Regions from separate parts of the Homo sapiens genome. Here region 1 is linked to region 2. Evidence: chromatin loops called from intact Hi-C (ENCODE). Cell type or tissue: dorsolateral prefrontal cortex. All regions are shown on one strand. Each heading gives the region's core, and the rest is flanking DNA. Links, peaks and the distances in the headings are about the cores only.

Region 1 (15,404 bases), core at 4,812-12,811, 120 kb after region 2:
CCTGCACTTTAGACCCCAGGAACATGGAACTGCTCCAAGTTCTCAGCACATGCTAGTCCATGCCTCCACGCCTTTGTTCTTGCTGTTTCCTTTCCCTGCAATGCCTTCCTATTTCTTACTTTGCTACTTATTGCAATTCAAGACTGAGCCCAGAGATCATCCCTCCCGGAAGCCATTCCTGTGTGCCCAGGAAAGGTGGCATATTCATGCCTTGTGCTTACCTTAGCTCTTCCCATTTCATACTGAGGACCTCTTCTTGGGTCAATGGCTACCACTATGCCAAGAGTTCTTTGAGGGCAACAACCATTTTTGGTTGTCCCTGTATCCCCAGCACCTATCACAGGACTTGGTGTACAGTAGCTGCTCAATTGAATGCTTGTGGGGCAAATTCTTACTGTAGAGAAAACACTGGCCTGGATTGTGGGAGACGGAAGGGAAGGAAAGATGATGAGGGTGGGTCTGAGCAGACTGAAAGTGGTGGGATAGCTAAGAGGACTCCTGCAGAGAAAGCTCAGGGCTGGTGGAGGAGGCTTGGGGGTCTCCTGCACAGAGGGGATAATTAGAGGCATGGGAGCAATTTGGGTTGGGAGGTGACTTAGGGATAGGAGTGAAGGGGAAAAGCAGGAAGACCCTCATGATGTTTCTAAAATTTTTCTAGTCCTAAACAAACTCTCAGTCTAAATGTGTGCAACAGGATCTCAAATGGGATTTTTTTTTTTTTTTTTTTTTTTTTTTACTGTTGCCCCAAGACACTGGAAACAAAACTAAGGGCAAAGACGTGCTCACTATCACACATCTAAAGAGACCCACCAGCAGCAGACATGTCCCCAAGGTCTTCATCAAAAAGAAACACAACCAGCCCCTCTAACACCAGGCTCCACCCCAAACCACCAACACACACCATCTATAGGAAAGACTGGGGAGGGAAGAGAAAGAAGAGGATGGTGGGGGAAGTGGTCACGTAGAGAGCCGTCATTGTGATGAGAGGAGCTCCAAGAGAATCCCTCATAGAAATGGGGGTGCCCCAGGGAGGGGAACATCACACACCGGGGCCTGTCGGAAGGTAGGGGATAGGGGAGGGATATCATTAGCAGAAATACCTAATGTAGATGACAGGTTGATGGGTGCAGCAAACCACCATGGCACATGTATACCTATGTAACAAACTTGCACGTACTGCATATGTATCCCAGAACTTAAAGTATAATAAAAAAAGATAATATTTGCCTTTTCATATTCTTTTGGTTTTTGAATCATGTAAATATATTATTTATTCAAAAATTAAATATAAAAAGAGTCCCCAATCTTCCTTACCACAAAAAAAAGAAATGGGGGTGCCCGAAAGATGGAAGCTGGTGTTTCCCTCCCGAGCCGGGTGCCTGCCGACCTGCAGGATCTGCAGCCCCACTCTGTGGCTGCCGTGGGAGAGGAACAAAATCTAGGGAGGGAGTGCTCCCGTGAGCCTAACTCAGGACACCGGGAGCTTGGGAATAGATGTGAGCATGGAGCACGTTGCCCACGTGCCCCTAGAGATCTCAGAAGGTGGAGGGCTTGTGGAAGACCCCACACCAGCAGCAGAGTATGGATGGCACAGGGTAGACTGCTCAGGAAAAAAAGAGTGTGGGCCTCTGCACCCCCATTTCACAGCCCCTCCTGTGGAGCCACATGGAGATGTGGAGGTCAGAGGATGCGCCGGAATCCCAGGACAGTCCAGGAGACACAATGCCGCACTCAGAAAGAGGGCTGGAGGAGTGCACCACTCATGGGGCTGAAGAGAGCCCCAGCTTCTCTCAGAGGGGATATTCAGTGATGGATGGTGCTGGCATGAGCTGAACTCTGTCCCAAGGACACCTGCCCCACCATCTACATGGAAACCACCACATCAGCCAGGGAAGCAAACCCTGATAGAGGAGGGTCAGAGTAGAGTCACCTTCCACCACCCACAGGAAGCCCTGCCTCCAACCCCAGACAGGAAGACCCAAGGCTCTGGAGTGGGCAGAGGCATGAGAGAAGAGACACTACCCCTCCCCACTTCCCTCACCCAAGCACCGGTCGGGCCTCCGATGGGGAAGGTGGGAGTTCCAACAGAGATGAGCCAGTTTTGAACCAGGCTCAGTTATAACTGACCATAAAACTCTGGACTCTGCTCCAGCTCATGTTAAGGATAATCTGACAGAGTTCAGCAGAGAGAAGTTAGCTGGAGAAAAATAAAATCGGCCGGGCGTGGTGGCTCATGCCTGTTATCCCAGCACTTTGGGAGGCCGAGGTGGGCGGATCACGAGGTCAGGAGATCGAGACCATCCTGGCTAACATGGTGAAACCCCGTCTCTACTAAAAATACAAAAATTTAGCCAGGTGTGGTGGCAGGCGCCTGTAGTCCCAGCTACTCGGGAGGCCACGGCAGGAGAATGACGTGAACCCAGGAGGCGTAGCTTGCAGTGAGCAGAGATCGCGCCACTGCACTCCAGCCTGGGCGACAGAGCGAGACTCTATCTCAAAAAAAATAAAAATAAAAATAAAATCATTTCACATCTCTATGCCACCAACATGACACTCGTCAATAAGCCAGTTACATGGAGGCCAACACAGAAGCCGCTCTCTGGGCAGATGGGCAAAGTAAAGAGGGAAGAGGTGGAATGATCTCAGCCCCCTATCTCTGTTTCTCAATAAGACAGAACTTAAGTCAAAACCTCCTCAGTCTTAATTACCAAACAAAAAAATAACCAGACGAGCCTCTCACTGTATGTCTTTATTTATACTGTCATCTGCTCCGGCATTTTAATATCCAACTTTCCGTTGGAAGACAGATGCCTGGATGTTCACACCCCGTTCTAATGGCTTAATACCCTGGGTACTGGAGCAGGGAGGGGCTGCGAGGAAGGAGGGGGATGAGAGCCACCACCACATTGAGCACAACTTTGGAGCAAATGGGCTTGAATATTCATTGAACAACATTTAATTTAAACACCCAAACTCTGAAAGCAGCAGCATATGGCCTGTTTTATTTTACATAAACTGAATAGGAGGTTGGGCCATTAGTTTCTGCAGACATAATGTTCATTACCAATGAAGAATGCTTTCCTTTGAGGGGGCGCCCGCACTGTACTGGGCCCACTGCCCTACTCCCTCACCACGGGGTCAGACAAGCTCAAATCGAGGGCTCTGTGGCAGCCCCACTCATGGTGGCACAGCGACGTTGATCAAATCCCATTAGGGTACAGATTAGAGTTTCACTGGCTCCTTGGTTTGCACTTGGGGAGAGTGGATTGGGTAGGATTCTGATCCTCTTGGATTAGGCCTCCTTAGTGCCTGGGGACAGTATCCAGATGGCATGAATCTGACCTCCTCTGTCCATCCTGCCTAGGACTTAGAATTGTGTGCACATGTGTACAGGAAGCGCTGGGTACAGAGCCAGGAGTATGTGTCCACATGCTTGTGTGTGTGAGCATGTGTCCCTGCAGCTCTGTGGGCAGGTATAAGTGTAAGTTGTGTGTACACTTCTCCGGGGGTGTGTGTGCACATGACCCCATGTGCTGCATACGAGCATGTGCATGTACACATGCAGTGTGTCTCTGACATGCCTGTGGCTGTGTGTGTGTGTGTGCATAGCAGGTCCACCTGGAGTGGTAAGAGGTGTCCCCTGTAGCTTTCTCTGTGGGTAGGAGAATCCTGGTAGATGCATAGGTGCATATATCTACAGAATGTAATACACACACACACACACACACACACACACAAGCATTTCTTAAAGTACCTGTCACCCAGGGGTTCTTAACTTGGGGAGCACAGCCACTCCCCATGGGGTCCACGGATAGAATGCAGGGGTCCCATGAACTTGGATAAGAAAAAAGTTACATCTTTATTTTCACTGACCTCCAAGATTTTTTTTTTTTTTTTTTTGAGACTTTTCTTGCCCAGGCTGGAGAGCAATGGTGCGATCTCGGCTCACCGCAACCTCCGCCTCCCGGGTTCAAGTGATTCTCCTGCCTCTGCCTCCTGAGTAGCTGGGATTACAGGCATGTGCCACCCCACCCTGGATAATTTTGTATTTTTAGCAGAGACAAGGGTTTCTCCATGTTGGTCAGGCTGGTCTTGAACTCCCTACCTCAGATGATCCACCCGCCTCAGCCTCCCAAAGTGCTGGGATTACAGGCATGAGCCACCGCGCCCAGCCCTGACCTCCAAGATTTTTGTTTTTTTTCTTTTTTGTGTGTTTTTTTGGTTCTTTTCTAAGATTTTTCCATCATGAATGTAGATAATAAATCCCTGTACTTTGAGCACTTCCAGAGACTTTGTGGCCAGTAGAAATCACAGATATTTTCATATAACATCACAGCTGTTACAGATATTTCAAATGTCACTAGGGCCTCCATCCCTACTTTGAATTATAGTAGTAATTAGACCTGCCACAAGATAGTTATTATTGCATTAATAAGGAAACATTTGTTACTTCATCACAAATGTTAATTTTGCTAAGTGTACTTGAATAGACTTGGTTTTCTTTGTAAGTTCATGTTTTTTCCGCATGCATAAATATTCCAGGAAGGAGCCCACTGGTCACCACCCACCAAGGGGCAAAGTAAGGTAAAGAACCCCACCTGTGGGGCAGCAGGAAGCCATCTGTAGCTCTAGCAAGCACATGCTAACAGGTGCCCATGCGGATGTGTGCACAGACCTCCGGCAAAGGCATGATCAGTGCTGTCCCCTCTGATCAATACTCTCCCAAGAGGGTACATGTCCACGGACAGAAGGGGAAGGATAAAAAGCCAGTGACTCTGTAGGAAGACAGATTTCTTTCCATGGCCCCAACGGTGCTAGAAACCATGCTGACAGCCCAAGCTGCCCCACTTTCAGGAAGAAACAGCTCAGAGCATTTCTTGGCACTTGCCCTCCAGACCTGGTGGGACAGAAGGCTTCTCAGAGGAGCGGGACTTAGGCAGGGCTCTGGAGCACATTTCAAGCAAAAGTCACATCTGGCCAGGCATAGTGGTTCACACCTGTAATCCCAGCACTTTGAGAGGCCAAGGAGGGAGGATCACTTGAGCTCAGGAGTTCGAGACCAGCCTGAGCAACAAAGGGAGATCACCTCTCTACAAAAATAAAAAACAATTAGCTGGCTGGATGTGGTGGCTCACGGCTGTAATCCCAGCACTTTGGGAGGCCGAGGTGGGAAGATTGCTTCAGTCCAGGAGTTCGAGACCAGCCTGGACAACACAGGGAGACCCTGTCACTACAAAAAATAGGAAAAACAAATTAGCCAAGTGTGGTAGTGTGTGCCTGTGGTCCCAGCAACTCAGGAGGCAAGGCAGGAGTACCTCTTGAACCCAGGAGGTTGAAGCTGCAGTGAGCCATCATCACACCACTACACTCCAGCCTGGGTGACAGAGCAAGACCTTGACTCAAAAAGAAATATATATATATATATATAAAATATATATAGTACATATATATTGTATATATTTATATATAAGTATATAAAATATATGTACATATGTATTTTATATATTTACACATATATATTTTATATATATACGCACACACATATATATATGTATTTTAGCCAGGCATGGTGGCACACGCCTGTGGTCCCAGCTACCTAGGAGCCTGAGGTAGGAGGATCACTTGGGCCCAGGAGGTCAAGGCTGCAGTGAGCTTTGATCAAGCCACTGCACTCCCACCTGGGCAACAGAGTGAGTCCTTGCCTCCAAAAAAAAAGAAAGAAAAAGAAAAAAATAGTCACATCTGTCTCTGGCTGTCCCCATCCACACCCACACTTCCCCATGATTCCCTATCACCCAAATATCAGTTAAGATTTCTTCCTTGACAATGCTAGGATCACACAAGGGGCCACCCAGCAACTTGTCACTTCGCTTCCTGCAGATGGGCCTTGCCTCTGGGCTCTGTCACCCTGACACTCAAAGTGCTCCTACTGCTACACCTACTCTTGATCTTAGAAAGGTAAGAATTTTCCAGAATTCCTGGGGTTCATGAGTAACATGGAGAAAACCAACATGAAACCAGATCTTTAGAGCAAAGGCCAGGCAAGTAAATGATCTCTATCTGATCAGTGATCAGCCCAGAAAAACTGTTTTGGTTTTGTTTCTGTTCTTCCTCAACTTGGCTATGTGTTTGTCTATAATTATGTGTGATATTTGTGTTTCTTTTCTTTTTGTTTTTTAATAGAGACAGGCCTCACTATGTTGCCCAGGCTGGTCTCGAACTCCTGAGCTCAAGTGATCTGCCCACCTCAGTATTTGTGTTTTTTTCATTGCTCTCGGAGGGGAAGGATAATATAGGTCTTATTCCCTATAAGAATATATTATAGAACCCACCACATAGAAAATCTTTAATACAATTTTTGATGAAAATGGAAATTTTTTTTTCTTTTCTTTTTGAGACAGTCTTGCTCTGTTGCCAGAGTGAGTGCAGTGGCACTATCTCAGCTCACTGCAACCTCTGCCTCCTGGGCTCAAGCGGTCCTCCTGCCTCAGCCTCCCAAGCAGCTGGGACTACAGGTGTGTGTCACCACACCCAGCCGAAAAAAAAATGTTTTTTCAATAACGAATGACAGATAAACCAACTCAAACTACCTTAAACAGTATATAACATTTATTAGCCCCCATAACTAGAGTCCAGGGGTATAGATACTTCAGGGAGGCTTGAGCAAGACTCTGGCTGTTTCCCTGCTGTTCTCTCAGCTCTGCCCTGCTCCAAATTGTCAACTGTGTCGTCAGGGTGGCTTCACTTGTGGTAGCAAAATGTCTGCAGCAGTTCCAAGCCTCAGATCTGCACATTATGACCTCTGGAGCAAGTGCGATCTCTCCAACCACCAAATGGGAGCCTTCTCACAACTCTGCTTGCACCCAGCCTCAATCAACCACTTTGGCCAGGGGTAATTCCATGCACTGATTGGTTCAGGTCTGGGTCACTGCCTATTCCTGAGCTATTGCTATGGAAGGAGTAGATGCCATACTTTCTTGGCTTAGGCCAACCAAGACCCACCCCAAGAAAAGCAAATTTGGGGAGCAGAAGGGGAATAGAATGAATTCTTGAAGAGGCAACCAGAAGATCCTCCAAGGTCTGTGTTTCCTCAAACTGCTAAGCAGGCATTTCAGCTTCCAAACCGACTGGCAGTGCCCTAGGACAGGAGCCATCTTCTGACCCTTATTCACCAACACCAAGGTGACCACTGAGAAAAGCACTTTGTATGTGTCCTCAGTCACCACGACAGACCCTCAACCAGCCACCAGGTTCACTAACAGACACAGTCACTGCCACACTGGTCTTCTCCACCAGAGGCATCTCCCCCTCCCCTACAAAGAGAGAAGAAGCTTTAATAACAAGATGTCCAGCCAGGCACGGTGGCTCATGCCTGTAATCCCAGCACGTTGGGAGGCTGAGCTGGGTGGATCATGAGGTCAGGAGTTTGAGGTCACCCTGACCAACACGGTGAAACCCCGTCTCTACTAAAAATACAAAAATTAGCCAGGCGTGGTTGTGTGCACCTGTAATCGCAGACACTCAGGAGGCTGAGGCAGGAGAATCGCTTGAACCTGGGAAGCAGAGGTTGCAGTGAGCCAAGATGGTACCACTGCACTCCAGCCTGGGCAACAGAGCAAGACTCCGTCTCAAAAAAAAAAGAAGATATCCATCTGGGAGACAAGGGGGCTAGGTTCTGCCCCTAACTTGGTGGGGAATTCCTTTTGTGTACCTCAGTTTCCCCACATGCACTAAGAGGGGATTAGGCAAAGTAAATCTAAAAGCCTTCTCGAGTGACCGGTTCATGTGCCACAGCAGAGGAAGAGCTTCTAAACTTGGCATTCCGCAGCCCCAAGAACCACCATCACCTCCTGCCTGAGTTTCCACCGCAGCCTCTGCCTCACGACCCAATCCACTCCCCACACAGCCGTCATTCCGTCAGTCAGTCATTCAACAAGTATTTATTTAGTCTACTGCGTACTGTGTCCAAGGCATTGTTCTGGGCGCCAGGGGTATAGCAATGAGCTAATTAGGAACACAGACCAAAAAAAAAAATCTCTAACTTCACGCAGCTTCATTTCTAGTGGGAAAATACCAATAAACAAGAAAATAATAAAATCAACTGCTGACGAGGAAAAATTAAAACTAGGAAGGAAAGCCTTAAATGTGGTAGGAGCCGCTGGAGCTGGAAGGTGGTGGGAGGCCAGTGGCCAGGTCGTGGGGGATTGTGGGGGCGTGGGGAGGTCTTTGGCATTTGGGTGAGAGAGATGTGGAGCCCTGGAGGGTTCTGAACAGAGGTGCCAGCTCATGTGACTCCGATTTCCACAGTGCCCTGCTGGCTGCTGAGTGGAGAAGAAGGTGGAGAGATGAAGCATCCTCAGAAATGCAGCAAGGCGGCCATGGCAGTGACATTAGTGGCCCAGACCAGAGAGGCAGGAAGGTGGGGAGAAGCAGCTGGATTCCTGGTGGATTTCAAAGAAAGGGCCAAAAGACTTGTTGATGGCCTGGATGTGGGGTGACAGAGTCAAGGTTGCTGACAAGGCTTCTGGCAAGTGGAGGACCAAGTCACCGTCCACAGGGTGGGGAGAACCAGCAGGAGCAGGTGAGGCAGGCGACATGAAGGCTCCGTTTCTGACCAGTGCCCTCTCCAAAAGGCACGCCTGGCAGCACTGTTCTCTGTTTTCAGTCTTCCTCCAGGTAACGGCCACCTGTAAATACTTGCCACAGCCCCTCCGCAATCTGCCACATGTCCACACGCTCCACGGTCCTGGCACTTCTACCTGCCACACAACCCCCCGGCTTTCTCTTGCCTTCGAGTTCTTCACATCTGTGCATCTCTCTTCCTGGGAAATTCTTCCCAATGCTTGCACTCCAAGCCCCAATTCCCTCATCTGCAAAAGCGGGAAGGAGAGAATAGTCTCAGAGGATTGTCCAGGTGCCTTCCAGCCGCCCTGTTCTGCGCCTGTGGCCTGGGATTCTGCACCTCCCTCACTTGGTACCAGGGAAGATCAGCAGCAGTCAGAGCCAAAGCTTGAAGGAAGGGCACTTGGGAGGGCTGTAAAAGCCAGGTACCTGCAGGAGTTCAAGCCTCAGAACAGAGGCAGGAATGAAAACAGCATAGTCTGGAGTAGACAAGAACCCCCACACCAATCTGCCTCTGCCCCACAGAGCCCTCCACCTGGGCCACCCTTCCCTTCCCTTCCCACTCCTTCTTCATGGCCAGTGCCAGCGGCTCCTTCCCTGCACTAGTCCCCAGCCCTCCTCTGCCTGCCCAGACTCTCTGGCCATTCGCCCAACAGCACTCCAGGCCAAGCCTTAGGATCTTGAGGAGCACCCTAGGCACCCCCATACCCTGGGAAAGCTCACCAAGGTATGGCCTTCACCCACACCACGTGACTAGGAGGTAGGAAACTGGACTCCAGGGTGCTCCAGGACTCTTTCCAAACTCAGCTCAAATCCCCCTTCCCCAGGAAGCCATACTGCTTCCTCCAGACCATCCAGCTCTGCAAATTGGTTCGTGGTAGACATGTTGGTCTCCTCCCAAGCTTAGGGCTCAGGCTTCATCTTGCCCACCTTGATGTCTACCCACTTCCAGCCCTCAAAGAGTCCACCTGGAGACTTATGCACCAATATACTGTGCCCAACACAGGAGCTTCCTGCTGGGAGACACCCCTTCATCCGGTGAGCAACCTGCTTTTTATGAGAGGGGAAAGCCAGAGGGGCTGTGGTGCAGACGTTCCCCCATCCCCGGCCCGCTCCTGCTCTGCCATTTCCTCTCCCCTTCAGGAGCTGAAGAAGCCAAAGAGGTTCCTTCTCCCCTCTCAGGCTCCCTCACCTTCCCTCACCTTCCACCCAAAGATATTAGGAGAATTAATGGGATAACAGATGTAATGCCTCCAAGGAAACGGGCCACATAAATCCAAAGTGTTGTTATTAAATTCCAAATTTAGCCCTCAGGATGGGTGAGACATGATGAATCTGGGCTGGGAGAGATCCCAGCTGCGTGGACAGGAAGTCCCTGTGAAATCAGAAGCTATGACATACAGGCTCTGGGCATTCAAGGAAACCCTAAAACCCCCCCAGGACTCTGAACCCAAAGAGCTTCTACAACCACCTCACCTAGAAAGCAGCCAGGCTCTGCTTGTGTACCACCAGCAACAGGAAGCTTGCTGCTTCCCAGGGGGCAGGCCCCTTCCATTAGCTCCGAGGTTTTTTTCTTTTCTTTTTTTTTTTTTGTTGTTGTTGTTGTTGTTTTTGTTTGTTTTTTTGAGACGGAATTTCACTCTTGTTGCCCAGCCTGAAGCGCAATGGCACAATCTCAGCTCACTGTAACCTCCACCTCCCAGGTTCAAGCGATTCTCCTGCCTCAGGCTCCCAAGCAGCTGGGATTACAAGGCGCCCTCCACCACATCTGGCTAATCTTCTGTATTTTAGTAGAGGTGGGATTTCACCATATTGGTAAGGACAGTCTCGAACTCCTGACCTCAGGTGATCCACCCACTTCGGCCTCCCAAAGTGCTGGGATTATAGGCATGAGCCACTGCGCCCGGCTTGCTCCAAGTTTTAAAAACTGCCTGCTATCCAGCCCAAACCATTTCCCCATATGCTTCACACTCCACACTCCAGGACAAATGTTACCCTTCTTTCACATGATAGCCCTTGACCAAGGGTACGTCTCTCTCTCCTCATTTCCAGCTAAACAGGGCTTACACCCCATCATCTCAAGGCAGCCCCCATCAGGATGCTCTTGTCTGAGTAGACTCCTCCTCGTGGCTTCCAAATCCAACATAACCCCTAGAAGGGGTCCAAAGGGAGATAGGGCAGAGCAGAACCTGCCGTGCCTTCGCTCCAGGTGCCTACCTCCCATGGCGGCAGCTAGAGGCAACATTTGCTTTTTTTTAGCATCCTCATCACACTATGAAATGGGGACAATAATCCCCACCTTGTAAAACTATTTCCAGGACAAAAGGTAATATATACAATGTGCCCAACACAGTGAATAGTAGGCACTCAATAAAAGGAAGGTATTATTGTTACATTCAAAGTCTCTCGGGAACCCTGACAGCAGTTTCCAAGGACAGAAAAACCAAGAACTAAGCCGGGGGTGGTGGCGGTCACCTGTAATCCCAGCACTTTGGGAGGCCTAGGCAGGTGGATCACTTGAGGCCAGGAGTCCGAGACCAGCCTGGCCAACATGGTGAAACCCCGTCTCTACTAAAAATACAAAAATTAGCCAGGCATGGTGGTGCATGCCTATAATCCCAGCTACTCAGGAGGCTGAGACACGAGAATTGCTTGAACCTGGGAGGCAGAGGTTGCAGTGAGCCGAGATCAAGCCACTGTACTCCAGCCTGGGCGACAGGGCAAGGCCCTGTCTCAAAATAAATAAATAAATAAATAAATTTTAAAAATGGACAATCCACAGAATAGGAGAAAATATTTGCAAACCATATATCTGATAAGAGATTTGCATCCAGGATATATAAACTAACACAACACAATAAAAAGACAAATCACCCCATTTGAAAATAAGCAAAGGATTCAAACAGGCATTTTTCTAAAGAAGACATATAAACAGCCAATAAGCAGATGAAATGATGCTCAACACCATTAGTTATTATGAAATGCAAATCAAAACCATAATGAGATACCACTTCATACCTACTTGCATGGCTAAAATCAAGTACAGATAATAACAAGTGTCAGGAAGGATGTGGAGAAATTAGAACCTTCGTACATTGCTGGTGGGAACATAAAATGGTGCTGCCTCTGTGGAAAACAGTTAACCAGAGAGTCACCATAAGGCCCAGCAATTCCACCCCGAGGTATATACCCAAGAGAAGTGAAAACATCCACACAAAAACTTGCACATGAATTTTCATAGCTGCAAAATTATTCAGAATAGCCAAAAAGCAGAAACAACACAAATATCCATCAACTGATGTTGACGTGGTAAATCCACACAAGGGAATGTTACTTGGTAATTAAAAGGAATAAATTACTGATACATGCTACGGTGTGGACATAGCACGGAAACATTAGGCTGAGTGAAAGAATCCGGTCATAAAAACCTATATACACTATATGATTTCATTTATATGAAGTTTCCAGAATAGACAAATTTATAAAAACAGAAAACAGATTTGTGGTTGCCAGGGGCTGGGGCAGAGGTTGAGGGAAATAGGGAGAGACTGCTAATGTCTACAGGGTTTCTTTTTGTTGTTGTTTGAGACAGAGTCTCACCCACTCTGTTGCCCAGGCTGGAGTGCAGTGGCGCAATCTCAGCTCGCTGCAACCTCTGCCTTCCAGGTTCAAGGGATTCTCCTGCCTTAGCCTCCCAAGTAGCTGGGATTACAGGTGCTCACCACCATGCCCGTCTAATTTTTTATTTTTAGTAGAGACAGGGTTTTGCCAGGTTGGCCATGCTGGTCTCGAACGCCTGACCTCAGGTGATCTGCTCGCCTCAGCCTCCCAAAGTGCAGGGATTATAAGCATGAGACACCTGCCGGGCTAAGGGTTTCTTTTTGGCATAATAAAAATGATCAAAAATGAATAGGTGTGGTGGGAGGATAGCTTGAGGCCAGGAGGCGCAACATAATGTAGAGACTCTGTCTCTACAAAAACTAAAAAAAAAGAAAAAAAAAGTAGCTGGGCCTGGTGCTGTGCACCTGTAGTCCTAGTTATGTGGGAGGCTGAAGTGGAAGAATTACTTTAGCCTAGGAGTTCGAGGATGCAACGAGCTATGATCACATCACTGCACTCCAGGCTGGGTGACAGAGTGAGACCAAATAAAAATCAAAATGTTTAAAAATTAGGTGGTGGTGGTGGTTGCACCACTCTGCAAATACATTGAAACCCATTGAATTGCACACTTTACAAGGGTGAATATATGGTCTGTGAATTAAACCTCAATAAAGCTCTTATTCTCTTTTTAAAGCGGCCACTTGCTGAGGTCTGGGAGTGACAAGAAGGAAAGAAAGACAGATGTCTCAGCGGTGGGAGTGGTGGCTGCATTGGATACATCAGCAGCCCTCCTGCCCTCAAACCTTCCCAGCAGGTGCTCCTCAGCCCCAGGTAAGTGGGAGTGGGCTCCATGAGCTGACAGACCAGTCAGCATCTTGTCCCTGGGAAGTGGCAAGGAGGATGCAGGTCTAACTAATCTGGCCGGAAGTTTGGAATGGGGAGCAATAAAATCCTGGTTGTGGCAGCCATGGGGCAGAAAGGGGAACAAAGAAAAGCCAGCCTGTAGAGAGAGAGAGAGAGGCATAGACTCAAAGAGGGGGAAGGAGGAAGGAGGGGAGAAGGAAGAGCTGATTTGTTCTGAAATGATTTTCCAGACCCAAATCCAGGGAGGCTGCCAGCACCGCCTACCTTTTGGCTTTGTTAGATCACCCACAGCTTCCCAGTAAACTTCCCCCTTTTGCTGGGAGGTTTCTGCTGAAAGGATCCCTATGAAGCAACCATTTTCTTCCTGCTGTGGCAAAGACTGGTCATTGTCCCCCAAAACTGTGCTCCCACATCTGCCTGAGCTGGAACAAGCCTATATTTCCCAGCCCACCTCACAGTTATTAGGTGTTGCAGGAGACTAAGTCCCAGCCGATGGAAGAGGAGCAGAAAAAACACAGGTGACTTCTGGTCTGGCCTTTGTGGAGAGTGGGTGGCCTCCCACAGGCCCCAGTACTAGGGCAAGGTGCTCTTAGGGTCAAGGAGATGCTGACCTTGCACTAGCACCACTGTGGGTGAAGACCTCCTTGGATTTCACATGCTAAGCGCTTCATTGCCTCACCCAGTCCCAGCCCCACTGTGATGGGCAACTATCCCTCAGAATGGCACCAGCATTGGCAGCAAAGTGGAGAGAGAAAACGTCTAGGCCCTCGAAGACGCTGTTAAACTGCAGTGTCCACCAACCCTGAAGGCTCCTGGGCATCCAGGGGGTTCTTACAGGAGCTAATAAGCAACCTCACTGTTCAAGGCAGTGTAAGCTGACTTCTCAGAGACTTGCAGCAGAAGGCCTCCTCCCTAACATACCCTCTAAACCCATGACAAAGCCAGCTCAGGAGCACCAGTGGGCGATGTTTCAACTCTAGCTTCCCAGGGAACATTTCTGTACCAGTGACACGCTCTGTGAGACGACACAGGGCAATGAACTGAACAGCAGGGAAAAGGTACCCCAGACAGCATGCAGTGTTTTGTTACCTTAAAAAAGCAAGAAACAGCACTTGAGTAGCAAACGGCTCACTTGCTGTCAGAGGTGGCGTGAACTCCAGGGGAAGACGCCTGAAGCTTACTCCTTTCCCCAGCATGAATGAGCTGAAGGACTTGGGGCAAGTCATCTACCCTCTGTGCCTCATCCATAAACAGAAGAAAAAGCAGCCCGTCTTGCATGCTGCGTGAAGGTGCCAAAGGAACTGAAGAGCTCTCCTTCCCCGCTCCAAGGAGGCCTGATGGAAAGAGACATCATGTTTAACTTGTTTCCTCCACCAAGGACAGCTGCAGTTAACAATGTTTGCCTATGGGTTGGGCAATTTTTTTTTTTTTTTTTTTTTTGAGATGGACTCTCGCTCTGTCGCCCAGGCTGGAGTGCAGTGGTGCAATCGCGGCTCACTGCAACCTCCCTCTCCCAGGTTCAAGCGATTCTTCTGCCTCAGCCTCCTGAGCAGCTGGGACCACAGGTGCATGCCCCCATGCCCGGCTAATTTTTGTGTTTTTAGTAGAGACGGGGTTTCACCATATTGACCAAGCTGGTCTCGAACTCCTGACCTTGTGATCTGCCCATCTTGGCCTCCCAACGTGATTACAGGCGTGAGCCACCGCACGCGGCTGGGTTGGGCAATTTCTAACCAGACTCTCTGAATATCATCATCGACGGTGGGAGCCAGCAGAGGGCTGGACCACTCTTTTGAATCCCCTTATAACCCAGGGATGAGCACATCTATAGCGCTCTGAAAAGGCAGTTCTGGAGATTTCCTGCCCAGGCAGAGCAGTGGCTCAGCTGGGTGAGCAGTCACCGAGAGTATAGGATGCCAATCCCTGGATTAACGAGGTGAATGCCAAAGACCCTCCGAGGCAATGTATTTTTGGAAGAAATACACACTGCAGCAGAAAAGAGAACATGGTATAAATTTTCCTTCTTCCAAACAGTGCAGAATAGAAACCTATAAAAGCAAATTCTGGATGTCTGAAGATATGGACTTTTTAAAAAATCTTGTTTGAGAGATTCCACCTTACTGACTTGCACCATATCCCTGGAAATGCTTCCTTAAGTGGCTACTGGAGATGGATGTCATGTAGCAGGGTTTACAGATCCCCTGCAATCCGAGGTCCTTGAAAAGCACAAGGCAGTCTCTTCCTCAACTCCCAGGGCAGAATTTTATAGTGGAAAGAGATGTTGACAGCCACTTTCTCAGCACCACTCTCTCATCCTA
Region 2 (15,404 bases), core at 2,528-10,527:
CCAGTCTTATCGGGTTAGGGCTCCACCCTTACAACCTCATTTACTAATTTTTAAGTAAAGTCACATTAGGGGTTAGGGCTTCAACATACAGATTTGGGGAGTGGATACAATTCAGTCTATAACACCCCTCAAAGGCAACGACTGGGTCTGGCTCTTTTCCAAGGAGGTGGTGTCTAGTCAAGACCTGGCCCACAGTGGGGCTGAATAAAGGTCCGATGCAGAAATCCCTTTTTACTAGTCCTTGATGTCACCCAACATCTCTCTGACACCCCTGACAATGGGGGGAGCTCACCATTTCATTACTGATCACTGTATCATGACCCTATGGGAAAGCAGAAGGAAGAATAGGTATTAAAAGGAGCAAGATTAAATGAAAAAATAAATAATAATAATAATAATAAAAGAAGGAATAGGTAAGAAAATGTAGGGCTGAGCGCAGTGGCTCACACCTGTAATTCCAGCATTTTGGGAGGCCAAGGTGGGAGGATCACTTGAGCCCAGGAGTTCAAGGCTATAGTGAATTATAATTATGCCACTGCTCTCTAGCATGGACAACAGAGCAAGAACTCAACTCAAAACAGAAAAGAAAATGTAGTAGGAAGGAAATTGTATTATCACCTTATAACATCTGCCCACAAAGCCTAGTTCGTCCTGCTGAAGCCATTGGAAAAGTTGTCTCATTCTTGTTATTTGAAAACAACGTCATTCTTCCCTGAGTCTTGGTGTTTCAAGCTCATCACTCCTGGATCACCCAACAGCCCAGCAAGTGCCCACCCCTTATCTGCATCCCTGTTCAAGCGAACCCATCCCAGATCTGTGTGTGGAGCTTAACAGAACCACCCACAAGCACCGCTCTGCAGGCCCTTCTTTCTCACTGCCTGGGACAAAAGGCAGGCCCTCTTAGGCTCTTGAGGTTTATAGCAAGGCCAGGCCTTGGAGATGATCTGTTCCCTCACATAGTGCCTGCCTACCACAAGGAATCATCTCAGATGCAGGTTCCTCCAGGAGGTGCTCCTGATTTCCCCTCAGTGCCCCCAACACCCCAGCACTCCCTTCTTGTGTATAGCACAAATCCCACACCAGTGTGCATTTTGCCAGTCACCTCCCTACCACCGGGGTCCCTTAAGGACAGAGTCAGTGCTGTGTTTCTCTCTAGGCCTCCAGCACCCAGCCCAATTGGAGGGTCTTCATCTGAGACACAAGGAGCCACAGTCCCTGCCACAGGAGTCTGTCCCCTGAGCAAGGACACAGGCCTGGCAGAATGGCCAGGAGGCCTGGGTGGGACCAGCCCCTGGGAGCTCACACGGGTGGCCCCCTGGCCTTTCCTCTCACCCCTAAACACGCTGTCCATGGGTCTCACCACTTACCCACGGCTGAATTTTAACAACTACTCCAAGAGATAATGGTTAATTTCACAGAGCTGTGAGTGGAGGCTGTTAAAATGTTAATATTATTTAAATTGTTTTACATTTTCGACAGTTTGAGCTGCAAATATAAATGTTTTCTGTGCTTTCCATGGAGCTGAGCTCACAAAAATGATTGATGAGGCACCCAATATGGAATTTCCCACTTTAAATTAAGAAACGCGACGTGAAGGCGATGAGAAAAATACTACCCTGCCATATGTGGTCCCCGTGGCCAAAACCTCAGCACAAGCCTCGGGCCAGGTCATTTGTCCCTCTGGTCCCTAGTGGCTGCGTGGCCCTGAGTTCCTCCGTTCACCTCCCTGGGCCTCCTGTCCTGTTCTGGAAACGGGGATCATACCTACCAGACCAAGGCACCCCAAAGTTTCCACAGTGGGCTTCAGTTAGCGGGCACTTACCGTGGCTGGCACTGGGTACTGGGTGTTTCCTCTGTACCACGTCCCCTGCCCTCCTGGCAACCATCTAGATATGTGCTACTTCATACCCATTTTACACAATGTGCCCATGGCCAGACATCCAGGAATTGGGGGTGCCTGACTGTCATTAAAGCCAGTACCTCCCGCACCTTAGTAGGTAACTAATAAATGGTGGTTCTTCCCCACATCCCACCTCTCTCACCCGCACCCACATTCCAAACCCTCTCTGGGCCTCTGCTTCCCCACGCAGGTAATCTCAGTGTGGCCCAGTTCTAACTTTGGCTCCATTCGAAGGAAGGATGAGCTAGTGGTGAAAGCCCGGGCTCCACATGCTGAGGCTAGCCCAGAGAGGCGTGGGGAATGTCTTGCCTCTGCCCCCACTTGTGTGCCTGGACTATAGCCCCAAGACTCACGGTCCTCCTGATTGCCATTGGCTCCATTCAAAGGAAGGATGAGCTAATGGTGAGAGCCCAGCCTTGGCATGCTGAGGCCAGCCCAGAGGAGCATGGGGAGTGTCTTGCCCCTGCCTCCTCTTGTGTGCCTAGACTATAGCCTCAGGACTCACAGTCCTCCTGATTGCAGAGCCAGGTCAGCCCCACATGCTGTCTCAGAGAAGCTTGCAGCCTGACCCTGGCCTCAAGCCCCAGAGGGAGCCCCACCTTATCCTCCTCTGTGCCTAGCACAGGGCTGGGCACTGCCCAGGTATTATCTCCAGGGCCTCTCAGGACAAATTCTCAGTAAAGGAGTTGTCATTATACCCATGTTGCATGCAAGCAAACTGAGGCAGGCAGAGGCCACACAGCTTGTAAGCACTGGGGTCAGTTAAACTCCAAACACCACATCACCTCCCCACTGCTAGGTTGCCACCTGCGTCTGAGTCCCCGACCCTTGTTGCACCTTGGGGGATTCCAGTCTTAGCCGTATCAGGCATCATTCATTCATTCATCATGCAGCCATCCATTCCTGGAGGGCCTGCTGTGGAGCAGCCCCCATGTTACTCTAGGGGAGCAGTGGGGAAGGGGGCACATTCGCTGCCCTCCTGGAACTGATGATCAATAGAGGGTGACAGACAAGCAGGGAAGCAAATGGGACAGTGCGGTTTGTGCTGGTTGGGATGAAGCACATAAAGGTTATCAGGGAGGACTCCCTGGAAGAAAGGTGCTCTGCATTGGAGTTTGAACGATAAGCAGAAATTCACCAGCCAAGGAGCAGCGGATGGCTCTCCTGCAGCGAGCACAGCACAGCCGAGACCCCAGCATGAGCATGGGGGCAGCCAGCAAGGGACGGGCAGGAGGGTCCTGGGGAGGTCAGGCTGAGTGCACAATGTGGGCTCCATCCCATGTGAGGCAGTCAGGTTGAGTTTTAAGTGGAAGAACCAGAGGGCAGACATGGGTTCTAGAACAATCCCTCTGGCTACAGTGGGGAGAAGAAATTGGCAAGGTGAGGCCAGAGACCAGCAGGAGGCTGGGGCAGTCCCCCACGAGAGGGGCCATGATATGGAAGGAAAGGGGGTGAGATTGTGAATTCAGGAACATCTAGCTGGGAGAACCAAAGAGACTGGCCTCTGATTGAATGGGGTCCCCAGGGAGAAGGGGGAGCCCGGAAAACTTGGTCAGGCTGCAGTAACCGGGTGGAGGGAAGGACAGAGTGCCTTGGACTACCCATGGACCGCTGTCCTGCAACTCACCCTGTGCTGGGGTCCCCCAACCTGCTCTGGCCGGGGCTGACCTCCACGGGTCACTAATCACTAAATGCACTGTGCTGCTCTGGCCCCATCCCACTGTGCAGTACCTGATCTGCTCCACCCCATCGAGGAATGCAGAAGGGCGGAGGGGGCTCTCAACTCATATCCCTGGGCTCAGTGCGGCCCTAGCTCCTTCAGAGTGACTATGGCCCTCTTTGATGTCAGGTTCCACATCTACTGAACGATAACAGCCACACCTATCAGCGATCATGGGGTTCAATGAGATAAAATCTGTAATGTGCTGAGGTCTGCCTGGGCACACTGACATTCAATACATGGTGCTCTTACTAGCATCACAGCCATGGCTGGGTGTTGCCCCTCTCCTCTCTCTTCCCTGGAGCCAGGGAATGCAGGCTGAGGCCGAACCCCCTCTGTGAGCAGGGCAGGGAGGCAGGCGGAGGGGGATGGCCTGATGGATGGTTTTCGGCAGTTCTGTGATGCATCAAATGTTTAATGGAAGTCAGCCGAGTGAGCCAGCCCTTCCTGCACCACGGGGCACGGGTTTGGGGGCATTCGTCTCCCGCTTCACTGATGTTTGCTGATGTTCCCTGACGTTCCGGGAGCGCAGAAGGCACTTACGTGCTTTACTAAGGAGGGAGGGAATACCAAATGAAGCTGAGACCTCCTTTCCTGGTCTCAGCAAGGACGCACACGCTCCTTCAGGAAAGGAGAAGGAAACTGGGCCAACCTTCCCCAAAGATAAGAGGTCAGAAAGGAGCTCAATGCTGGTGGCCTGTGGGCTCTACCTCTTCCTGGCAGTGTGACCTCGGGCAAGGTTCAAGACTACTCCAGGCCTCAGCTTCTTCGTCTCTAAAATGGGGATAGCAATGCTCCCTACTTGACAGGCTTGTCTTAGGACTAACTGTGGAAACCCATTCCAAGACTTAGAACAGTGCCTGGTGCACAGTAGGTGCTCATCAGAGCTAGCTGTCATAACGGGAGAAAGAGACAGGAGGCACAGGGTGGGGTCCTGCCCTGCTGCTGATCCACGGTGTGGCTGAGTGAGCACCCTGCCCTTGCCCCTGAGGGTCTTGGTCTCTAGGATGCTTCCAGGGCTGCATAGCTCTGCTCTTCAGTTCTGCTCCGCTCTAGCCAGATTCATCCTCTGACCAGCAAGGACGTCAGATGGGTGCAAAGCAACCAAGAAAGGAGTGGCAGGGTTCCGCCACCTCCCATCCTTCTCCCCTCCTTCTCCCCAGCATAGCGCCTCACCTCCCCTCCCCTCCCTGCAGACTGGCTTCCCCAGCCCTCCCTCTCTGCTCGTTCTTACCTCCAAGCCTCTCCTCTCTGCTCTCCTTCATTCCTCCGCTCTCCAAATCCTTCCCACTGCTCAAGCCCAGTTCAAGCCACACCTCCTCCAGGCAGCCTTCCAGCTCAAACGGACACTCCCCTTCCCAGCCTCTCACAGGATATCACCTCTCACAGGCGGTCATCAGCACCATAGATTTTGAAGGGAGCAAGATAGAGTGGGGCAGAATTGGGCAGAACAGGACAGGGCAAGGAGGGGCGGGGCTACTGACCAGAAATGACATGCCAGAACCTGAGCAGTGGGCCATGTTCCCCGAAGTTGTGAGTGAGACGGAGTGTGCCATCATCACAGTAGAATCGTATCCATCCTGTATGGGGCACAGTCCACCTGTCAGGCACGGTCCACATTCAGCTCACCTGGTCCTTACAACCCATTTTGCAAGTGATAAACACTGAGGCCTCAGGTGAGTGAGCTGCACATAGATTAAAAGCTAGCACGTGGCAAACGAGCTTTCTCAGGATTCCCACAGTGGTCAGCACAGGCTCTCAAGCCTCCCTCTCCAGAATGCCTAGAAACATGGCTGGTGCCGGAGGCAGACCGTGAGCTCAGGCAGGGGAGGGTCAGTCAAGGCTATCGCCCCCACTTCTTGCTGGGCCGGTTTTCGTCAGGGGAATTTCACCCACTGGGTCTTAACAGCCACTTGGCCTCTGACAAAAAAATGCTGTGGCAATGACTTCAGTACTCAAAACAATGTTTCCAAAAGAGAGATAGACAATGCTTTGTGCCCCTTCTTCCCCCTTCACAACTTTACAGGGCATTGCCTGCTATCGGATGGTTTTCTGAAAACCCACAGACCTCTCCCACCTCCTCCGCATAGAGCACCGACAGGTGCGGCATGGGTTCACCACTCAAGCAGTCGACAGCCTGGATTTCTAACGGCCAACTTCAATTCTCTCCCCTCCCTCTCTAGCACCTCTCTTTCCCCCAGTAAGTCATCCTAAGCTGGCTGTCCTGATAAACCGGGGGCTTGGGGACTTTCTTCAAGTGCCTTGTAAATGGAAGCATCTCAGACTAACAGCTCTGGGTGTTCAATGAGATTATATTTCTTATTTAAATAGCTGATTGGAGAATTGGTTTCAAAGTAAGATGCTGTACACCCATGGCCTCCTCTGGGCTCCTGGAGAGAAGCAATATTGTGTGGCATTGTGCAGCGGCAGGAGCCTCTCCTTCCAAGCTCCCCACTCCCATTCAGATGCCTCCAGGACGGGGGGAGCGGGCCGCGGTGGGGGATGAAAGCTGCCTCCCCTCCTGGTTTGGGGGAGCCGGAGATTATGCCTTTCATTCAAGAGTGCCTTCTCCAGGGCTCCCCACCATGCTCTGTACCAGTTGTCTTCCCCTCTCAAAGCGACGGGGAGATAAAAGGCAATGTGTTCGCTTCATCCCACCTCCGGGGAGAGCTCAAATCAGGCTTTTGTCAGCGGAGGATAAGCGACACCATTTTAGGAAGGGTTGTTGTTCAGGGAGCTCTGTTGGACGGTTTTGTGCAAGCTTTATCCACCCCCTCCCATGACTCGTGCCATGGTTCCCCTGGCCCCATGCTGGGCTGTGGGCGGGCTGATGCTTCCTCTCTGATCGGTGCCCACAGCCAGCCCTGAGAGGGGTGGCATCACCGTGGGGAGCCGGCAATCCCTAGCCCTTCAGGAAAAATGAGGTTTCACAGAACCAAATCCTGCTTGAATTGTGCTGTACGAATCCTGTGAGGGCCCGAGCTCTTAGCTTAGAGCAAATTTTGCAGTTAATTGTGTGTCAAAATAACGTATTAGAAACAGCAGCGTCTGGACCGTGTGCAATTCCTCTCCTTTCAAGCCTTTGTCTGCCCAGGGCTGGAGGGGCTTGTCAGGGCATCTTTGAGACAGGCTGGTGGCCCCCGTCAAAAGCAGCCCAAGGATTTCGGTGACTATCCCAGAGCCTTGGACAAGATAAAAGACCAGTGGTGGCCTTGAAGAATGCCCGGCTCTGTCCGCAGTGCTGGGCGGGGCCGGTGATCTTCATTACCAGTAGCTGCGGCACAGAGGCGGGCAGTTTGGTATGCCAGGCACATCCAGCGCCTCATGCATCCAGGGACCGCAATCAGGTAGCTGATGGGGATGCAAGTCACATCGCCTGGACCATTGCCGCAGTGAACTGATTCATGCTGCTACTTTGAGGCGGGGAGAAGGGACAGCGGGGCCCTGAGACAAACCAGCCCGGCTTTATTACACAGCTGCTGTTTTCAAGCCAGAATATTCCAGCCTCTCCTGCTCCTTCTCTTGCTGCTGGGCCTGCACTGGCTGCCTACCTGCAAAGAAAGTGCTCGTTCTGGCCCCTGGCTCTGGCTGAACAATGGCATTATGTGATGCATAAAGAGTACCCGGGCAACGGAGACAAGCATGGCTTAATTCGCTCAGTGCCCAGTGGCTTTTGAACGCCCCTGTATTCAGCCTTTATCCTGAGCAGCCTGGGCCTCCCCGGCCTTTATTCCCCAGCCCTCCCCATCACAGTCTTCCTCCAGTTTCCACACAGGTCTGCAATGGAGCTGATGGCCATGAAATGAGAGGCACAAAGGAAGGGAAGACAGGACGCTCTGTCTCTAACCAGGAAAGACTCCTGCTTGTGGGTAAGGACAACCAGGTTTTGGTCTCAGTTTTGCCATCAACTCACGGAGTGGCCTTGGGAAAGTCCCTTTCTGGCCCTTGGCTCCAGGTCTGTGTTTGCAGATAGGAGAGATAGGGACAAAGTTCCAGAAAGGCTTTTCCAACTCTGACATTCTATCATTCGGATACACACAGCTTAGCTCGATGGCATTGTTCTGGCCTCACATATGATGGTGAAGGGTCCTCCACTGTATCAGTGACATTCTCCTTGACTGTGACCTAAGACCAGGCCATGAGTCAGGACAATAAGTGAATGACACAAGCCAAGTGATTTCCGAGGCACGGTGGGGTCACCTGCCCTGCCTGGAGCAGCAGCCACTGCCTACAAGGCAAACTGTCCAGCTTACAGTTGCCTTGTAGGAATAAGAAGCCCAGTCTTGTGAGGTCTTCCCATTTTTTAAAAGAAACCAGAAATGTGAAATGTTATACAAAGTCTCACAATTGTAAAATGTTAGCTCAATTTTTATCAACACTGATAGGTCAAACAAAAATGACCAGAGGACCTTATCTGCTCAGCAGGCTACCAGATTGTGAAGTCAGGACCGGACAAGGTGTATCAGTCCATTCTCACATTGCTATAAGGAACTACCTGAGCCGGGATAATTTATAAAGAAAAGAGGTTTAATGCCTTGTAGCTCCATGGGCTGTACAGGAAGCATGGCTGGGGAGGCCTCAGGAAACGTACAGTCACAGTGGAAGGTGAAGGGGAAGCAGGCATGTGCTGCATGGCTGGATCAGGAGGAAGAGAGGAGGGGAATGTGCCACATGCTTTTAAAGAAACGGATCTTGGGAGAACTCTATCACAAGACAGCACTAGGGGGATGGTACTAAACCATTAGAAACCACCCACATGATCTAATCACCTCCCACCAGGCCTCATCTCCAACAATGGGGACTACAATTCAACATGAGATTTGAGCAAGGGCATAGATCCAAATTGTATCACAGGGCTACTATGTAGCTCAAGTCCAGGAGCTCTGCCATAACACCCTAGTATTATGCAATGTGGGACTCCCAGGACTGCACAAATTAGACTGGGTAAAGATACCCCTATTTGTTTTATTTTAAGGAAAAAGAAAAGAAACCAAAACTGGACCTAATACCTTTAGATCGCCTGCCATCTAATATCCGGGTTAACTCCAGACTGGGCCCCTTTCCAGAGGCAATGGAAATGCTCCAGCAGGATCTCACTTCCTCACTGCCCCATCACCCAACCCGGTGGGGACAGATGATGCCCCAGATTCCCAGCAGCCCCACCCCTGCATGGCTGAGGAAATGCTTCCACCACCTGAGCTTCTACCTGCCCATCCAGACTGGCTCTCTGCCCTTAGGCCCTCAGTCTCCGCATCCTGCCTTCCTGGTCTCCCAGTAGGAGACCTCTGCAGGTACTGTCACCTGGAGAACCCAGAATCTGGAAGGGACCACAGGGGGACTCCAAGCAGAGCTCTGCCCATGGAGCCCACACTGGCTGCCATGTCCCTTCAGCCCAGCTCACAGAAATACATCCTAAGGAAGAGATGCCACATCTACTATACACAGAGGTCTCTGAAGCCACACGTTCATATTGTTTCAACAAGCATTGAACAACTAATATTTGCTGGCACTGAGGAAAAATATTAGGTACAAGGAGCTCCTTGAAGGCAGGGAGAAAAGACAGACTCTCATACACAAGTTCAGTTAGATAACAAGCAGTGAGCAGGCAACTGGGACTAAATGCTACCATCTTCTGTATTGATAGAGGGATCACTGTATTATAGCACCACACTCGGATGTCAGAAACATCTTGGCCAGACACAGCATTAATACAGGAGGCATGAAGCTGACTCCCTACTCATCACTGCAATACAAAGTCAAAAAGCCTCTATAGCTCTCCCAGAACATGGATCAGATTGTTATGGGAGGTGAGAGAAGAACGATGTGATATTTAATCTGTTCTCTAAACATACACAAAGAGACAAGAGGTGAAAGGGCTTGGATGGTTCACTGAGGGAGTGGTCCCAAACTCCAGAGTAGTTCAGGCTGGGTGGAGCAGTGGGAACATAGAAGAAGAGAGTTGAAAATAAAGTGAGAAAGTTCAATTAGGACTTTCTCCAAATCACAATGGACCCCCGGGCAGACAGAAAAGTTCAAATTTTATTCTGTAAACCATAGGAAGCCATTGAATGTTCATTAAGGGGGGATTCCATCAGAACTGCGATTCAGAAGGAGCCTCCACTGGCTATGTGGAGAGCAGACTAGGAGCTAGAAGAGTGGCCAGGAGATGAAAGCAATGCACCAGGGAAGCGGATGATGGCCTGAACGAGGGCAGTGGTGATGGGATGCACAGGAGGTATATGTCAGAACTCATACAGAGAAAGAATCCAAACAGCTTGGTGGGTGGCTGAACATTCTGGGTAATGATCAAAGATGCCTGAAGTGTTGGGGAGGATGACAATGCCGCCTTCAGAAGGAGGAAGAACAGGTTTAAAAGGGAAGAAGATTTCAGACTCATGCCCTGGATGGATGATCAAAGACCAAGCAGCAACCTCAGGGCTTGTCTATGTGGGTTGGAGGGCCCTAGAAGAGCTTGTTGCACAGGAGGAGTGGTCTGGGGCCCAGGGATACTGGGCTGCAGAATCTCACATGGGCACCATGGAGGAACCAGCAGCCCAGAAACACTCCCCAAGGCCCTGTCTAGTGGCCCTGGGCCAAGCTGCGAGCTGCAGCCTCTGGGGCCTGTGAAGCCCTGAGTACCTCATGGGGACTGTAAATATTTGCCTGATTAAGAGCCCCAACCAGAGACTCAGCAACAGCTCCTCCATACGCAGTAATCGACACATCTTCCGTGGAGGGCTTAGAGAGGGGAAGCCATCTCAAGTGATGGCACTTCACACTCAGCACTTGACATTCCCAGGCACTCCACAGGCATTAGCTAATTAGTCCTTGAGTCTGTTTAGCCCCCAAAAGAACTCCCAGAGGTTCCATTCATGCCCCATGTGCAGGGAGTTTCACACCCTTCTGAGTCAGGATCCAGAGCATTGGGGAGACAGCTTTGCAGATAGCCACTCGCCCACTCACTCCCTTGCAGAGAAATCAAGTGTCTGCAAGGGAGCCGGAAAGAAGAAGTTTTCACTGTGTCATATTCTTCCTGGGAAAGAGATAGGAGACAGAGAAAGGGACAGGAGACCAGTATCTACTCAAATCCCTACTAGTAATGCTCACTGCAGTTTATTTTTCTCTGAGCATTTTAAACATCTTCCCATTTAACCCTCAAAATTATCCTATGATATACAATGTGTTTTTTAGATTGAGCTCTCCCAGGAGGAGTCACTGGGGCAAGGATTCAGGTGTAAGCAATTGATCTGGGATTTGACCCCAGGAAACACCAGTCAGGAGAGGGAAGAAAAGAAAAAGAAGGGAAAGAAGCCAATAAAGTGTGTTTTGGAGCACTCCACTACTGCAGGCCTATGAGGCTTCATCACCCTGGGCCACTCTGGAGATCTGCACAGCACACCTCAGTCACCCCACTGAGGGATGAAGGAGCTGGGGGATGTATCCTCCAACTCCTGCCAGTCATGGGTTGAAGGTTGCTCCCAGTTGGGAGAATGGATTAACTCCCCCCACAATGCCTGGCCTGTGCCATGTACACACATACTCAAAACAACCTGAAAGCCCTTAGACAAATATCCACAGGTGCTTGTGTCAGAAGTCTCCAGGTTGGGTACACAGGAACGGTGATTGCCAAGAGATATGGACAAAGCACCGATAGCATCTTTTACGATACCACTATTCCATTTTAATAGATGAGAAACCTGACGTTCAGAGATGGGACCGAATTTGGCCAAGATCACACAAGTACAAAGTGATGAAACCTAAATTTAGACCAAGCCAGTTTGCCTCCACTTCTTGGTTCATTTCGCTACGCACCACTATCTTCCAGGCCTAGCTTCCCTCTTCTCCCTTCTTTCTCCTTATCCCAGACACAAAGGACAGGGCTGTCTGCTAACAGTGTCTCCTCTCCCTGAACATGCCTCTGAGATGCCTGACTCTTTCCAGCAAGTGTCCTTGAGATAAGGCTTGATGACAGATCTGTCTATTGGTGAAGTCTGAACCAGGTGGAGCACCCTTTCCTCTGCCACGCTTACTGCTGCTTACCAAATCCCCTTTTCTTTGACCCTTTAATTCATTTGATAACTTTGAGATGCACAGACCTGCAGGGCTTCAAAGAACAGTAAATTTCCCATCCCGAACACCACAGCCCTTGCTGCTGGGTTTGTGCTTTGTTTTTGCTTGCACAAGCCAGTGGTGAGCATTTATCGCTGGTTAGAGAATTGAATTTGGCAGGAGAGATTTCTGTGCATTTGGGGGATTAATTTGTCAAGCACCTTCGCCAGCAGAAATGCTAAGGATGGCAGCCAAGAGTAGGGTGGTGCAGGCAGTCTGGCAAACATAGGCCAAACCCTCTTTTGTAGCTGGTTCTCTCTAGCCCTGAGAAGAAATGCAACATCACTCAGCTTTCACACCCCAGGAGCACGGCTTTCCCTTAGGCACACTGTCTTCTCCCCAAATTAGCACTGTCTCATCAGGGGCCAACCCAACAGGGAAGCCGGGGTTGAGAAGGTGGTGGGGTGGCCAGACAGAATGAGGGGACCTGGGAACTAGGCATGTTCCCCTGGGTGGAGCACATACTTGGGGCCTGCCTATCAAGAATAGCAAATTCACAGGTGTGACAGGAAGTGAGAGAATGAGCCAGGAATGAGCATCAGGTGGGGTCGGCTACAGTAAGGAGCAAGAGAGTCCCCAGAGGTCTCAGAAATGCAAATAGGTAGAGATCTGGCAAGCAGACTGGTGGGTATAATAGTCATTGTCATTCAAAGGTGTGCTAGAGACAGCTTATACCACTTCTCTAGAGGCAATTGTTAAATTTTCAAAAAGTTTGCAAGCCAGTTGCTAAACACAGCCATTATTAAAATGTAAATCCTATAAATTTAGAGTTAAATTGTATTAAAATCAAAAGTTAAAGGATACTCAAAATATATCACTATGCTTTACTATGATCTATATTGTTAAGTTTACCTAGGAATCCTGTGTCTGTGTGATGGGAATTCTGTACAATGGTGACTGTCACATATACATCTCTTCCCAACCCCAGGTCCAGCGTTGGAACATTGGTAGCTTGAAATTGACCATATTGGTAGGATTTACACCAAGGAAATTGGCAAACGCTAAAAATTAGGACTGTTTTTGTGAAAGCCAGTGTTTAGTAGAATTTACTGGCACACTACTAGCAATTGCTACCCTGAATCAAGGCACTATCTACCCTGCATCATGCTAAATGTCTCACATTCGTTATATTACAATGTAGGCATCACACACCTGTATGGCACGCCAGTCGTTAAAATATTGAATTACTTTCACTTTGGTTGCTAAACAGCTGCTGTCCCAAGCCCCGGCATGTCCTCCTTCCACCTTAGCCACCCCTGCCCTCCTCTGATACCTCTAAAGGTTTGCGCCTAATCCTGCTGTAAGACTGGAAGACTGGCCAGTGCTCACACAATACAGGCTGTTCATATTTTTACCATAATCTCTACTTACATTTATCCTACAAGGTGGATATTATTATCATCCCCTTTTTACTGATGAGGAAACTGAGGCTCAGAGAGAAACCAACTTGTCTTGAGCCACACAGCTAGCAAAATACAAGACCTGGGATAGAGCCTAAGTTGACCTGGGTCCACCCAGTGTTCCTAACCATTGGGACACACCATTTCTCAGCAGCATGGAGGTCTGGGGTCTGATGGCAGGGCCTGGGCCCATGAGGCCAGGGCAGTTCAAGAGGTCTCACAGCTGGGCCACTAGACACTGTAGGAGCTAAAGGGATGGCTAGGGAGGGCCAGGAATTAGATACTCCTCCCCTTACTTCCCCTGTCTTGCCTCTCCCCTCCTCTTCCTTTCATATCATCTCCTCCCCTCCCCTTCTGTGCCCAATCTGAGTCCTTAAACGGCAAAGTGTAAAACACCATATCTGCCCTCAGGAAGCTTACAGTCTGAGCTAAGGAGAAACTGCCCATACCTATGAACAATATAAATACTAAATATTTGATTACATCACACAAGCCAAGTCACAAAGCAGGTGTCACGGCTGAGAGACAACAAGGAAGCTCTCAGAAACTGAGGGCCAAACACTCTCATCTATTAGGCAATGCAAAGATTTTCCTGTTACTGCAATTCTTAGATATAATGTGCATCATTGTAAGAGTGAATCACTAAGTTAGAAGCTTCCTGGAGGAAAAATACTGCCTCATCAAACATATGCCACAATGGTAAGAGCCATCCTGATTTCAGAAGTGTGCATTGTAAGGCAGAAAAATATATCCTCATGCTCCAAGGTCACTAGGACAATGGATACAGCAGAAAGTCAGTTCCCTCAAATCTCGCCTTGTGATTCATTCATTCACTCATTCAACAAATATTTTTGAGAGCCTGGTGCTGGGGACATGGCAGACAACAGTAAACGGGAGACTGGCTTCCTGCTCTCCCAGAGCTCCCATCTGAGTGGAGCAGACAGCCTTTATGTTAGTAACACAACATATAAATATGCACTTACAAATAGGAATATGTGCAAAGAAAGAACAGAACTGAATGTTGTGAGACAAAGAACAAAGAGGAAGGAAGAGCTTTGAGCAGATATCCAGGGAAGGCCTCTCAGAAGAAGCTCCTGCAAAGGAGGATGGGTGAGGAACAAGCTCCAGGAGACGGAGAGGACGTGCCATGGACCCAAGGGGCAAGGAGTCCAGGGTGTGCTCCATACTGAAGAAAGGCCAGTCCAGTGAGTGCAGCAGAAGCCACATCAGCTCAGCCGTATGGCCATGGCAAGGGGTTTTGGTTTTAATCTGAGTGCAGTTGGGCGAATTTAGGTAAAAGTGACATGCGGGGAAGTGGCATAGGCTGATGCAACTCTTGGAAGAATCCCTCTGGGTGCTGGGTTAAGAATAGGCCCATTGGGAGTGGTGGGAGGAGTAGAAGTAGAGAAACCAGAGACAAGGCTAGTGTGGTGCTCCCAGCAAATGCAAACAGTGATGGCAGTTGGGACTAGGGTCGTGGCCATAGAGAAAAGAGTAGGTTGATTCAAGCTTTGAAGAGAGCCTGGGGCATGTTGTGATTGACTGCACATGGGAGAGAGAGGGGTGCTTCATGGGCATTGCCCTCCAGTAGGCGGAGTTGCTGCTCACTGAAAAGAAGCTTGTGTGGGCAGACCTCCTTCTCGTCCCATCCCAAGGGAGGTGGAAAAACGACCAGGAAGAGAAGACACTTTTAGAAGCCTCAGGAGAGCCTGAGAGAGCAGTTACTGATGCTAACTGAACCCTTCACTTATTTGTCCTCTATGTGGCAAGACCCACAATGCACACTCCAAGGAGTAATATACAAAATTAATGCTGTACAAGCATATAAGATGAAGAAAACACAACTCTTCATCTGGTCCTGGGAGGCTTCGTGGAGGAAGCATTTTCTCTCCTAGATCTAGAAGGACAATAGAATCTAAATAGGTGAGGAGGATGGGAAGGGCATGCCCTGACAGAGGGGACAGTGGGGGAAAAGGTGGGCAGGTACAAAATAAGGGACATTGGCCTTGGAGCCAGTAATCTGTTCCATCTCTCCCTCTTCCCCTGGACAGCCAGCCACCTTCTTGGACTATTTTATCTGATCCAGGTGCTGCTGTTAGAGTCTTATCATCTCTTCCTTTTTTAACAGCATACTTAGGACATATAATTGACATATAATAAATGACACATAATTAAAGTGTACATTTTGGTAAGTTATGACATACAGAAACCCATGAAACCATCACAATTAAGATAATGAACATATCCATCACCCCCAGAAATTTCCTCCCACCAC

The links. A loop is a pair of places that touch in the nucleus more often than their neighbours do. Peaks named below come from ENCODE experiments on the same cell type or tissue, not always from the same donor. Only the 100,000 strongest peaks of a DNase experiment are listed, where the experiment ranks them.
Region 1: it touches region 2 in a loop (2.1-fold over the local background); 11 of 110 quality-filtered maps call a loop at or near these places.

Annotation. Positions count from the first base shown.
Region 1 is chr10:78,047,997-78,063,400 of GRCh38, reverse strand. It overlaps a transcript of RPS24 not described here. Among named protein-coding and RNA genes, the nearest start is that of RPS24, 22 kb to the right of the region's middle. In dorsolateral prefrontal cortex, for the core only: no CTCF peak of the experiment used is centred there; no DNase peak of the experiment used is centred there.
Region 2 is chr10:78,168,697-78,184,100 of GRCh38, reverse strand. LOC105378375 (a long non-coding RNA gene) reads right to left here and starts at 4,916. Exons shown (of 4, transcript XR_946096.3): 1 at 4,855-4,916. RefSeq lists enhancers at 6,788-7,652, 3,763-8,288. In dorsolateral prefrontal cortex, for the core only: no CTCF peak of the experiment used is centred there; DNase peaks (open chromatin) are centred at 4,943 and 6,930; H3K4me3 peaks cover 2,638 bases; H3K27ac peaks cover 5,298 bases.